Linked DNA regions of Homo sapiens: region 1 is linked to region 2. Evidence: read pairs that join two places in POLR2A ChIA-PET (ENCODE). Cell type or tissue: endothelial cell of umbilical vein. All regions are shown on one strand. Links, peaks and the distances in the headings refer to the core of each region. The heading gives the core; the rest is flanking DNA.

What was found. Peaks named below come from ENCODE experiments on the same cell type or tissue, not always from the same donor. Only the 100,000 strongest peaks of a DNase experiment are listed, where the experiment ranks them.
Region 1: POLR2A ChIA-PET joins it to region 2 with 6 read pairs; 4 of 35 experiments call an interaction of 5 or more read pairs at or near these places.

Annotation. Positions count from the first base shown.
Region 1 is chr3:58,138,465-58,144,204 of GRCh38, forward strand. FLNB (filamin B) reads left to right here. Exons shown (of 46, transcript NM_001457.4): 29 at 1-65; 30 at 3,394-3,465; 31 at 4,186-4,288; 32 at 5,009-5,149. Among named protein-coding and RNA genes, the nearest start is that of FLNB-AS1, 29 kb to the right of the region's middle. RefSeq lists an enhancer at 5,298-5,592. In endothelial cell of umbilical vein, for the core only: no CTCF peak of the experiment used is centred there; no DNase peak of the experiment used is centred there.
Region 2 is chr3:58,010,553-58,017,767 of GRCh38, forward strand. The region is part of intron 1 of FLNB (filamin B); the gene reads left to right. Among named protein-coding and RNA genes, the nearest start is that of FLNB, 5.7 kb to the left of the region's middle. RefSeq lists enhancers at 3,038-3,538, 3,565-4,078, 4,079-4,591, 4,592-5,105. In endothelial cell of umbilical vein, for the core only: no CTCF peak of the experiment used is centred there; DNase peaks (open chromatin) are centred at 2,248 and 3,829; H3K4me3 peaks cover 2,242 bases; H3K27ac peaks cover 2,357 bases.

The DNA of each region.
Region 1 (5,740 bases), core at 1-5,000, 130 kb after region 2:
GCACATATGTGATCTATGTGCGCTTCGGTGGTGTTGATATTCCTAACAGCCCCTTCACTGTCATGGTAAGGAAAATTCCTTCTCCCGAGCATGCTGTTATTGGTGGAAACTGTAACAGCTGCCGTTTGTTGAACCCTGACTAGGATATCCTCTTCACCTTTTTTTTCCTTTGGAAAAAAATTTGTTAAGCAGTCATGACCTTGTAGAGTCCCAGAGTAATCTCTAGAAACTCAGAGACCCTTTGGCTGTAAGGGTTTTTAGGGAATCTTACTGGCCACCAAGGTGTCTATCATAATAAGGGACTTGGGCAATATCCTGGCCTAAGCCCAGGCATTTTGAAAGATAACTCCTCAGAAAAACACACCTTTATGAAAATGTTTCTACATAAAACATGACAGGTTTTTAACCGGCCAGCTCTTCCTTCTTCCATCTTCATGGCCATTCTCCATGGCTGGAGGAGAGAGCTTCCTGATGCTGTTTTGTTTGGAGACTTGACTCTGAAATCCCAGGACTCAAAGTACCTCCACTTGTGTTTTGGAAAGATTCACACTTTATGTATGAGGGGGAAATACCTCGTCTTTTGCAGCTAGGAACATCTGGAATAAAAGGAGGAAACCATTATGCAAACACCTGGGTTAGTGAATGACCAAGGTCTTTCATTTTCAGTTGTGAGTTACTTATAGATCTTCCTCTGTTTATTTATTTTTATTATTACATAATAGATCTTCTTCTGAATATTCTTCAACCAGGAAAAGGGTTAGAAACCTTGGGGACATTACCTCATTGAACCCTCAAAACCAAGCATCGTTGGCTTTTTTACAAATGAAGCATGCTTGGTCTAGACAGACACCAAATACCATGCTGTCATCCTCACTGGTGTCCTTTGATACTGTGGTCAGCAGCCGCACTTGACCACAAGGTTTATAGGCCCTTAATGACCTGGCCTTGTGCACAGCCGACAAAGCACCTTCTAATTATTTCATTTTGTGCAGCAATGGAGAGGTGCATGAAGACTCCATTCCAAACTCCAAAGCTCAGGGACTTTCTTCCGAACAGTCTATACTCTGTTGTAGTATTATTCCCTTCCATCGACGTCTGTTTATCTGTAAACAGCATGCCAGAGATCTGGAGGCTCTTTTATGTCTCAAGTATGTAAATGTAAACACTTGTCAACTTTTGACATTGTTCATTTAAGAGTGTTTTTCTCCTGTAGGAAGAAAGAAATACAGCTGGGAAGTTGATGTCCTTATTCACAGAGAAGGGTACCAGTTGTAGTTTTCAGAATCTGTTTTTAGCCCATAGTGGGTTTTATCTGGTTGGTTAGAATTAGGTGGAAGGAGGGAAGAGCAGCCAAGCACTGAGCAGTGGTCATGGGCCTGCTGGTGCAATGATTTGGGGGTAAGAGAAGACCATATTGGGAAGGTCTACGTGAGAAAGTCAGAGTAAAAAAATTGAGGACCCTTTTTGCAGAAGTGGAGGCTTCCAAACTCAGTAATAAGTGTCTTCTAGCCCCTGAATACACACAAAGCAAGAATACTTTGTGTTTACCCACTGCCCCCTGACCACTGCTGAAGGCAGAAAGGGACGATCACCTACAGTACCTGGTTTGGGTCTTTATTCTCTCATTCCAGGGAGAGAACCTTAACTAGATGGACTGACTGACTGTTCATTGGCTTTGGTTGGGTAGATTCCCTGCTTCCCTCTATAAGTTTGACGCCAAAAAAGGACACCGACCAGCACTGCAGTCATAGCAAATGTCTCAAGGAGACCCACAGGGTGGTTTCTTCAAATACACTACTCACACACAGCACATGGAGTCATGGACAAACAGCTTAACTGCCCATTGCCTTTGAGAAGTCCTGGACCAAAGGCCATAGCTCAGCCATTGAAAGATCTTCCTTCTGACTGATATGTCCCTGCATAGCTCCAACCTGTGCAGGCAGAGGATAGGGCTGTTCCAAATGTCGCTCACAGAGCTGCCTTTGCCTTTCTGCAGATCCCAAGATACACACAAAGCAGTTAACATGGGTAAATAGGCCTTCCTCTGTAGGAGAGGGCTTCTGATTCTTATTCTTTCTTATGGCGGAAGAGGGTGTTGAGAGGGGTTCCCTTGCTGTTGGTTCTGTTGAATCAGGAGCATTAAATCTTTTTTGTTTTTTTTTGAGACAGAATCTCACTCTGTCACCCAGGCTGGAGTACAGTGGTGCAATCTCAGCTCTCTGCAACCTCCACCTCCTGGGTTTAAGCGATTCTCCTGCCTCAGCCTCCCGAGTAGCTGGGATTATAGGCACCTGCCACCACGCCTGGCTATTTTTTGTATATTTAGTAGAGATGGGGTTTCACCATGTTGGCCAGGCTGGTAACTCCTGACCTCCAGTGATCCACCTGCCTTGGCCTCCCAAAGTGCTGGGATTACCGGCATGAGCCACTGCGCCCAGCCATGAGCATTAAAGCTAAGATTTGTTGAAAATGAATTTATAAAAAACTTTAGAAACATTAACTGCTGAGCATGGTGGCTCATGCCTGAAATCTCAGCAGTTTGGGAGGCCAAGGTGAGAGGGTTGCTGGATCCCAGGAGTTTAAGACCAGCCTGGGCAATACAGTGAGACCCCATCTCTACCAAAAAAAAAAAATAATAATTAGCCTGGTGTGGTGGTGCACGCCTCTAGTCCCAACTGCTCAGGAGGCTGAGGTGGGAGGATCACCTGGGCCCAGAAGGTTGAGGCTGTAGTAAGCTGAGATTGCGCCACTGCACTCCAGCCTGGATGACAGAGCAAAACTCTGCCTCAAAAAAAATTAAATAATTAACCACAGTAGACATTTATCAAGTAAAAAAAGAACTTTTTCCTGATTCTGTGCTGCAGAGATGCCTTGTGTTAGTTTTTACCTACTTACACTTCACACACCTCACTTTCATGCCTGGGGTCACACCGTACATACTGCTTTCGCACCTTGCTTCCTTCCCTCAATGTGTCATAGGTACCCTTACATATTGATTCATTGGACCTGACTGCCATGTTCCACTGGACAGACTCACCAGAATTTATTTGACCAAATCCCTTCCAGATGGACATTGGGTTGCTTTAGTTTTGCACGACCACAGACAGCACCAGTCAAGGTCCTTACACACATCAATTAACTATGGAGTCTCCCGCCAGCTTAGGTCTGCGTGCTACAAGTGGGGTTGTGGGCTCACAGGGCATGCGCATCTGACAGTTGAAGAGAGGACACCAACTGCCTTCCAAAAGGGCAGTAAGAAAGTGTCCTTCGCTAGAGTGAGTGGCTCACTGCAGTTCAAGATGGAGCAGTGGGGGAAGCAGCTCTGTGGTGGTAGTCTACTGAGTGTATCCTTCCAGTATGGTTCCCAACTAATCTCCATTTGCCACTGACCAGGCCACAGATGGGGAAGTCACAGCCGTGGAGGAGGCACCGGTAAATGCATGTCCCCCTGGATTCAGGCCCTGGGTACAATTTTGGTTTTTTCCTTTTTGTGTTTCTGTGTTTACTCAGCCTTCATTTCAGAAAATCTGCCATCTGCTTCTGGGATTGCTTAAGCCCTGTGGGTGTCCTGGTCATTGGTGTGCCCCTCACTGATCAGCCCATCACGATGATCCCTGCTTTTTCTGTAATAAGATCACCTTTGCGTCACCATCCGTGCTCCACGAATCGCCAGCCGTCGTGTCTGTGATCACGCTCGGTGCAGTTTGTCTCTGTGTTTAAAGAGAAAGACAGACAGCTGTCTGCAGCCCTCCTGCTGCCTCTCAAAGCCGCCACTTGCACATTCAGTTTCTGTTCAGGGGGAAAGCCACCCACTGCTACTCTCTGCCACTTAAAATGCACCTTCTTTTCCAGGCCACAAGCAACTAAACCTTTCCAGATGGAGCCTCTTGGGACTCATAGACATTGCTGTCTCTCACTTTTCCACTTTCCCGTGGGTGCTGCTGGGAATTTTACAAACAGACTCCCGAGTGATTGCTAACAGTTGGTCAGCATGACCTCTCCAGTCCCTCAGGTTCTACCCTGGGTCTGGAGCCACTTAGACAAAGCCCATACCACAATGGGCAGCCGCATTCCCAAATCCCGGCCTCACTGGCTTGTAGAATTCCCAGCAGCTCTAACCCCTGTAGCTTCACCAGCTCCCGCTGTTGTCTGCTTTACCCAGTGACCACTGCCTTCTGTTTTTAGGTGACCGAAGAGGCCTATGTCCCAGTGAGTGACATGAACGGCCTGGGATTTAAGCCTTTTGACCTGGTCATTCCGTTTGCTGTCAGGAAAGGAGAAATCACTGGTAAGCACTTGCCATAAAGGCCGTCTCATTCTCACTTGCTCTCACGAGCTTCCCAGAATGGTGCTGGGGAGGTGTGTCCACTGTCCCCCAGACCCAGGCTCCTTAACCCAGGGTCACGAGTTCTTGGTCTCCGGTGTTGGGCCGTGGGCTCCTGAAACTACAGAATATGCCACGTGTGTGTTTCTCTGAAGAAGTGGCTCACTGACAACTTGCATTACTTTCTTGAGCAGTCCCATGATTCTCTCTAGGTTAAAAACTGCTGTGTTTAGATACCTCATGACTGTCGGGTTCTTGTTTGCCCCTTTTTCCTGCCTTCTCTTATTTGACTTTTCCAGATGTGACTTTGACACTGAGTCTGTCATACAGGAGTTCCTTTCTCCCCTCAGCCTCTTTTCAATGGCCCACTTCTCTTTGGTTTGATGCTCTATGTATCCAGCTGGTTTCATGGTGTTCTCAAGTCCTTTCTGAGCTTGATTTTGCCAGTTGTAGAAAACTCTTTAAGAGTTGTCTGCTATATTTTGTGGAAGCCAAATGGAACTGGAAAAAAAAAAAAGAAAAGAGCAAATGGTCTCTCCCATTGTGGGACTTGAATGTTTTAGGCAGCAACGAATGTTCTTGGGTCTGGAAACCTTTATTTTGAATACATCTGTGCCTTGGGCTCTGCTTCTCTGGGGAAGGTTGCTGGTGGGCTTCATTGCCCCGTCTCTCTGTGCTCCATAGGAGAGGTCCACATGCCTTCTGGGAAGACAGCCACACCTGAGATTGTGGACAACAAGGACGGCACGGTCACTGTTAGATATGCCCCCACTGAGGTCGGGCTCCATGAGATGCACATCAAATACATGGGCAGCCACATCCCTGGTAAGCTGAGTCAGCAGGCCCAGCAGGGCTCCACCATTCAGGGGCATCCGGGCAGCCTGCAGACACTCCTCAGCCGCTTTGCAGGGAGCAGCTCTCGGCAGCAGGCTGGAGAATGCAGCGTTGGTACCCCTGTGAAACCAAACAGTCTGGGACCCTAGCAGGTCCAGCTGATTTCTGGAAGGGATGATGTAGCTCAGTGTCTTGGGTCACAGTGCAGGCCTTTGGGTCTGTGGTTGTTTATCTTTGTCACTACGCTGAGTGTGGCCAGAGGTCAAGCTGGGAGAAAAATGGGAGGCATGGTGAGGGACTTTCCAGCCTGGCCTGCAGAGCCCTGTGTGGGCTGGAGGCTTGGGGCCAGGTCAGAGGTGGAAGAAGAGGACCAGCAGCCCTGGAAGAAGAGGACCAGCAGCCCTCTACAAGGGAAGCCAGCCCAGGTTTCATGGGTCACCAACCAGCACAGTGTCACCAGTTCATTCTTTCTTTTTGTAGTTGTATTTGTTTTTTAATTTAGTATTTTGAATAGGTAACACATTCTCATGGTTCAAAAATAAAAATGATACGAAGAAAGTTTTCCTTCCTACCCCTCTCCTT
Region 2 (7,215 bases), core at 1,226-6,225:
AGAATCTCCTGGAATTCTTTACCATTCAGAAACCAGCCTCCCCTCTGAAGAATCCCAAGGCCCAGCTGGGCTCAATTTGGATCTGTTCTTTGTTTTAAAAATGTGTATTTATTTAATTAACTGAATAAAGAAACTTAAAGTAAACCAGAAGTATCCAAATACGACATGAAATCTCTAAAACAACAACAAAACCAAACCAAACCGCAGCACTAGCAAATCACAGACTGCCTGATCTACCCACTGTTTACAGAGGCAGCAGCTACTTCCAGCACTGTCTCTCATCAGTGCCCGGGGCTGTGGGTCTCATTCTAGATTTTGTCTACATTTTTTTACATGGTTCTCCTGATTCCCTGCTCCCCCTCCCCACCACCGCCCCGCCTGGAGATGGAGCCTTGCTCTGTCTCCAGGCTGGAGTACAATGGTGCCATCTCTGCTCACTGCAACCTCCACCTCCCGGGTTCAAGCGATTCTTCTGCCTCAGCCTCCTGAGTAGCTAGAATTACAGGCACATGCCACCACGCCCGGCTAATTTTTGTATTCTTAGTAGAGATGGGGTTTCACCATGTTGGCCAGGCTGGTCTCGAACTCTTGACCTCATGATATGCCCGCCTCGGCCTCCCAAGTGCGGGGGTTACAGCCCTGAGCCACCGCGCCCAGCCCGGTCCTCCTTTTATTTTCGAATCCACTCAGGCCCTAGCTACTCCCATTGTCCCGACGTTCCAGGGTTAGTTAGCTTCCCTTCCTCTGTGCTGGGCCTGTGGGCTGTTGGCAGCTTCTTCCTGTTCCTACCACAACTTGCATTCTATTTTTTTCCTTTTTAATGATTTCTTGGATCATATTCCCCAGAGTGACATTCCTGGGTTAAAGGGTGTGACCACATTTATGACTTGTATCATTGGCTGCCTAATTGCTCTCCCGAGAGATCTTGCAACAAACAGGTTTTCCAGCCTCTGGAGACCACAGAGAGCCCTGGCAAGTGCCAGGACTGCTGTGGGGATAAAGCAGGAGGCTTCTTCCCTAAGCTCTTGAGGCTGTTGTGGGTAATGGTCCTTCATCCTTCAAGGCAAAGTTACCTCCAGCTTGGACTAAGGTTCATATATTCACTGCTTAGGTTGTGTTACATTGTGCTGACAATGACACTAGCTTCAATTTGGGGGCACCTACTGGGTGTTAAGTGTGTTCTGTTGATCACCCCATTGAATTTTCATGCTAATCATTGATTGACAGCAACTACTGCCCTATCTCTAATGATCTGCTTCTGCAAGTCACTTAGAGAGTTCAGGGCTTAACACTGTCCTGGGCATGTGTTGCTTAGAAAATGGCGCCTGTTAATTAAATAAGGTGCTGTCTAATAATTATCTCAAAAGTAATGCCAGGGCTGGATGCCGTGGCTCACGCCTGTAATCCCAGCACTTTAGGAGGCCAAGGTGGGTGGATCACCTGAGGTCAGGAGTTCGAGACCAGCCTGGACAACATGGTGAAACCCTAGCTCTACTAAAAATACAAAAATTAGCTGGGCATGGTGGTGCACACCTGTAGTCCCAGCTACTCGGGAGGCTGAGGCAGGAGAATTGCTTGAACCCGGGAGGTGGAGGTTGCAGTGAGCCGAGGTCTTTGTGTAACTGCACTCCAGCCTGGGAGAGCGAGACTCTGACTCAAAAAAAAAAAAAAAAAAAAAAGTCATGCCCGAATGGTTTGCACACCGAAGGGACGTTCAAAATTAGGGGAGAACAGCCTGGTTGTTTGTTTCTGTTTGGTTGATCATACTCTTGCCATGGTTAGTATTATTATCTTTATTTAAAGATGGGAAACAGGAGTGAAGCCACTTGTGGAGGTGACCCAGCTAGCTAGTAAATGGTGTCTGAAACCCAGGTCTGCCCAGCTGTTGAATTGGAGCCTTAACTGACTTGCCTTCCAGTTTCAGAGATGAGTAAAATACAGCTTTTCTCTCCACATCAGAGGGTCCCTGCAACACTAGGTTTGCAAGTCTTAGGTGTTAGGGTGGTGGCTGGATACCCACACTCTGAACCTCTGACCTTGGACAAAATAGGGATGTCAGGGCCTTCCATGATTGGCAGGATGAATCCTCTGGGCTGTGATGAAGGTCTCACAAGTTGAGAGTCAGCCGGGAATTAAGTGGGATCAGTTTGCCTCTTGTGTTTTCCTCATTGTGTTTTGGTTGGTTGGTTGAGATTTCCTACTACCCAATGGATGATGTTTTATTCCATCGTCAGGGAAGGTATCATTGAATGAATACAGGGTTTTGTATGCTTTGGATAAGACCAGACAGTTGTGGAGTCATTAGAATTGTGTACATGCCTCCAGCTCTGAGATAGGTGGTGTTTCAACAGCTGCCAGAGGACTCTGGCTTTTCTGCCTAGAATTCACTGAAAGACAACCCTGGCTATTGATTCACATTTGTGGTTCATTGTAAGGTAGGCCCCTAGGCGCCATCCAAAAGTTGAAAATTTCCTTACGTTTCTTGTTATGTGATGGGCAGTTCATAGTGAGGACTCAGTGTCTTTAATTCCAGCTGTTTGCCAGGAGTTGGCAGTTTTATTTACTTGTTTTTCCAAAAACCTTTCTGACATGGGGCAGTCCAGCCAGCTGGGAGGAAAAGGGGTCTCTCAGCCCAAGAATGATGATCAAGGCCTAGAAGTTTGGGTGGTGTGTTTTGTTTTGGGCCTTTAGAGAAAGGAATTGTTTCCTTTTCAGAGGATGTGGTCTAACCCTAAAGTTTACTTGACTGACTTAAACCAGGCCAGCGCCAGAGCAGGCAGGGTGCGTGTTCCCAAGACTTCGGGTCACTAGGCAGCTTCCAGGGTGGTGGGTCACTGGTCCAGTCAGCTCCTTTTCCTTCCTCTCCCTTTTGTGCTACTACTACCAAAATAATTTCCAAATAACCTTAAGTTCTGCTCTTTCTTGCATGTCTAGCAGATGCCAGCATGTCTTTTGGGTAGTACAGAGAGTGCTTAAAAAGTAGCAAAGTTGGCCGGACGTGGTGGCTCATGCCTGTAATCCCAGCACCCTGGGAGGCCAAGGTGGGTGGATCACCTGAGGTCTGGAGTTTGAGACCAGCCTGACCAACATGGAGAAACCCCATCTCTACTAAAAATACAAAATTAGATGGCCGTGGTGGTGCATGCCTGTAATCCCAGCTACGTGGGAGGCTGAGGCAGGACAATAGCTTGAATCCAAGGGCAGAGGCTGTGTTGAGCTGAGATCATGCCATTGCACTCCAGCTTGGGCAACAGGAGCAAAACTCCATCTCAAAAAAAAGTAGCAAAGTAGCATGCTTTGTCAGAATTATTAATAACAAGTTGTGGGCCATGTACAAGGTGGCACATTAGCATTCAATGTCACTTGTGTAGTAGTTAAGAGCAAGGATTCTTGGTTCAAATCCCACTTGCCACTAAGTAGCTATTAGAAACTTCTGTGCCTTGGTTTCCTTATCACTAAAATGGGGATAATAACTACCTTCTTAAAAGGCTGTTATAAAGATTAAACAAGTTAATAATTTTTAAAGTGCTTGGCACAGTTTATGGTACATAGTAAGTGCTCTGTGAATGCCTGTTAATTAAATAAGGCACTGTTTAATAATCTCAAAAGTCATGCCGGAAAGGTTTGCACACTGAAAGGGCATTTGAAATCAGCGCGCTCTGGGGAGAACAGCTTGGTTGGCTAAGGTTGATCCTACTTGCTAAAATACGGCTATGGACTGCCTAGAGGGTGTCACCTCCTTGAAAGGGGCTGCCCCCTGCTATGTTATGGCTGCCTCCAGGGCCCATTCACACCAGCTTTGTTTCCAAGCTGGACAGGGAGCTCCAGGCGTCTGGTCATTCCAGCCTCCCACCCCTTTCAGGAATCTCTGGGCCAAATCACTTCCAGATGGTGGTTGGGCCTCTGTGGAGTTCTCCCAGCAACGGCGGAGCCAGCATGCCAGTCGGCAGCCGCCTTCGTTCTTGGAGAGTCTGAGCTAAAGGAGGGCTTTGATTTGGAGCCAAATTGTGTCTCTTGGGTCCTGGTTTTGTGCTGTGAGGCAGGTACCATGGAGTGGGCTGCTGGCTTAGTTGAGGATGGCTGCCCTGCTCCTTAGGGGAGCAGATACCCAGGGCCTGGAGCCTTTAGGCCCTGCCTCCAGTAGCTCCATGGTCAGGGTGCCAGTCACCTTGCGTTTTCTTTTTCTTTTTTTTTGAGATGGAGTCTTGCTCTGTCGCCCAGGTTGGAGTGCAGTGGCGTGATCTCGGCTCACTGCAACCTCTGTCTCCCGGGGTCAAGCAATTCTCCTGCCTCAGCCTCCTGAGTAGCTGGGATTACAGGCGTGCGCCACTATGTCTGGCTAATTTTTGTATTTTTAGTAGAGATGGGGTTTCACCTTGTTGGTCAGGCTGGTCTCGAACTCCCAACCTCGTGATCCACCTGCCTCGGCCTCCCAAAGTGCTGGGATTACAGGCGTGAGCCACCGGACCCAGCCAACTTTGCTACATCAGTTTCCAGGTAGCATATCCTAGGCAAAACTGGATGTAGCCTAGTGATTCAGGGCCTCGGTCTGAAGCTAGACTGTCTGGATTCTAATCCGCACTCTGCCTGATACCAGCTGTGCAACTCTAGTCCACTGCTTTAACCTTTCTGTGCCTGCTTCCCTGTCTATAAAATGCAAGAGCAAAATAGTTGCTATCTTAGAGTTGCTGGGAGCATTATATTTGATGAGGTTAAGTTATAGCACAGTGTTGTCATTATCACTATGAATATTGTGCTTTTGGACCCAAGTCCAGGACTTTGTCTTGTCTTCTGTCTATTCTCTGGCCAGTCCAGATATTTTTGGAATCCTATTGCTGTCATCTGGTGTGTTAGCTGTTCCCTTTCTCCAAGTTCAGAACGTCTGATGAAGATGTCTCCCAAGATCCTTTCTTCCTTTCCTCATTCAACAAATATATGAAAGCCCATCTCTGAACCAGGCCCTGTGCTGGGTGCTAGGACAACAGGAATGAGAGGATCATGTCCTTTGCTTGCCTCAGATACTGCTCAGAGGAGAAGAGACAAGCAAGCAGGGAGAGCCATGCAGAGGAGAGCTGCTCAAACCTTCAGGCCCATGCTCATCACCTGGGGACTTTGTTAAAAATGCAGGTCTGATTGAGTAGGTGCTGGGGTGTAGGCTGGGATTCTGCGTTTCCAGTCAGCTTCAGATCCTGCTGTCTGTGCACCGTGCTGTAAGTAGCAAGGATCTAGGTGCCAAGCCCTCTGAAAAGGAGGAGCACCTGCCCCTAGGCTGGGTATGGGTAATCTAGAAGGTTCCCTGGAGGAAGGGACCTTTCAGCTAAGACCTAAAGCGTGACTAGAATTAGGCAGGCAAACAGACATTTACACAGGAGCAGACGAGTGTGTCAGTTTAGAGGTCTTGATGCTCAGGTCAGAGGGGCAGTGGAGGGGTGGGCAGGGCTGGTTTACCAAGGGCTTTCTGAAACTGGAGGCTGCCTATGGGGTATGCTCCTTGAGTTTGTTTGTTTGTTTTTTTTTTTGAGTTGGAGTTTCAATCTTGTTTCCTAGGCTGGAGTGCAGTACAGTGGCATGATCTCGGCTCACTGCAGCCTCCATCTCCCGGGTTCAAGAGATTCTCCTGCCTGAGCCTCCCAAGTAGCTGGAATTATAGGCATGTGCACACCTGGCTAATTTTGTATTTTTAGTAGATATGGTGTTTCACCATGTTGGTCAGGCTGGCCTCGAACTCCTGACCTCAGGTGATCCACCCACCTAGCCTCCCAAAGTGCTGGGATTACAGGCGTGAGCCACGGCATCCAGCCCCTTGTTTAGTGTAGGGTAGTAAACCCAGCCAAAAGGGGTCGTTTATCTCAGGGGTCTCACCTGTTGCTCCAGTCATTCCTATTAGCAGAAAGTTTTGTATGTGCCCCTTCCTCATATATATATATATTTATATATGTATTTATATATATTTATAAGTTATAAACATACTCTACTGTCAATTTGTATATTAAATATTAGTAAATCTTAGTTTCTTTTTAGATGACAAATCCAAATATAAAATCTGTTTTTTTCCTGGCTCTAACGGATTATCTTATGTCCCCTTGGGGTGGACATACCTCTTTTGGAGGCTCCCGTGAAGGTTTGTGTTTCTACATTTAGTTTTTTTCTTTTTTCCATATTCTTGTTATTCTGCTTTTAATTTTCATCTTTGAGTATTCTAAATTAAGGAGCTGGATCTGTAATTGTAACACCTTCCCCCAACAATAAGTTTAACTAATGAAAATATTCAATGGAATGAGCCATTTTAATCTAAATGGGGCTATTTCCTGCTTTTATAATGATTACAGTTGCTTTTCATGACATTCTACTAGAAGCCATCTTACATTACTGTTGTAAATCTAGTTATTCATTAAACGGGCACAGTAATCCCTAAATTGGCTCAGGTTATTGTATAATAAACAACAATACTTTCTTCTTCAGGAGCTTGAGAAGTGATCTTGTATTTTTAAGGTGCCTAACTAACTTTTCATGGGAAACTGAGTCCATGTACTGGGAAGAAAGCTTTTTGGGGAAAATGATTAGAAAACCAAATGGGTCTCTTTATGACTGAAGTGATGAACCAGCAGGTGAGAGTAGGTATAGATGGTACAGAGGACGGAATTACTGGGTATTTTAATCAGGCCCACTTAGTATCACAATTTATTATTCTATTCTATTTTTATTATTATTTTTTGAGATGGAGTTTCGCTCTTGTCATCCAGGCTGGAGTGCAGTGGCGCTATCTCAGCTCACTGCAACCTCCGCCTCCCGGGTTCAAGAGATTCTCCTGCCTCAGCCTCCCAAGTAGCTGGGATTACAGGCATGCGCCATCACACCTGGATAATTTTTTTGCATTTTTAGTAGAGATGAGGTTTCTCCATGTTGGTCAGGCTGGTCTCGAACTCCCGATCTCAGGTGATCCGCCCGCTTTGGCCTCTCAAAGTGCTGGGATTGCAGGTGTGAGCCATCGCGCCTGGCCAGTGTCAGGATTTATTCTGTGGGAGGGGAGGAGGACAAAGAAAAATACTGAGCTATGTTTGAAGCTCCTGCCCTCTAAGAGCCTTAGAGCAGCTGACTTAAATGTGTTCCTTTGATAAACTGTAGATGGTTGTTGTAACTCTTCTGCAAACTGTTTATTTTTAAAAACAATTTGATGAGATTTTACTTATGCCCATTGTTTGAGTACAGCATTTA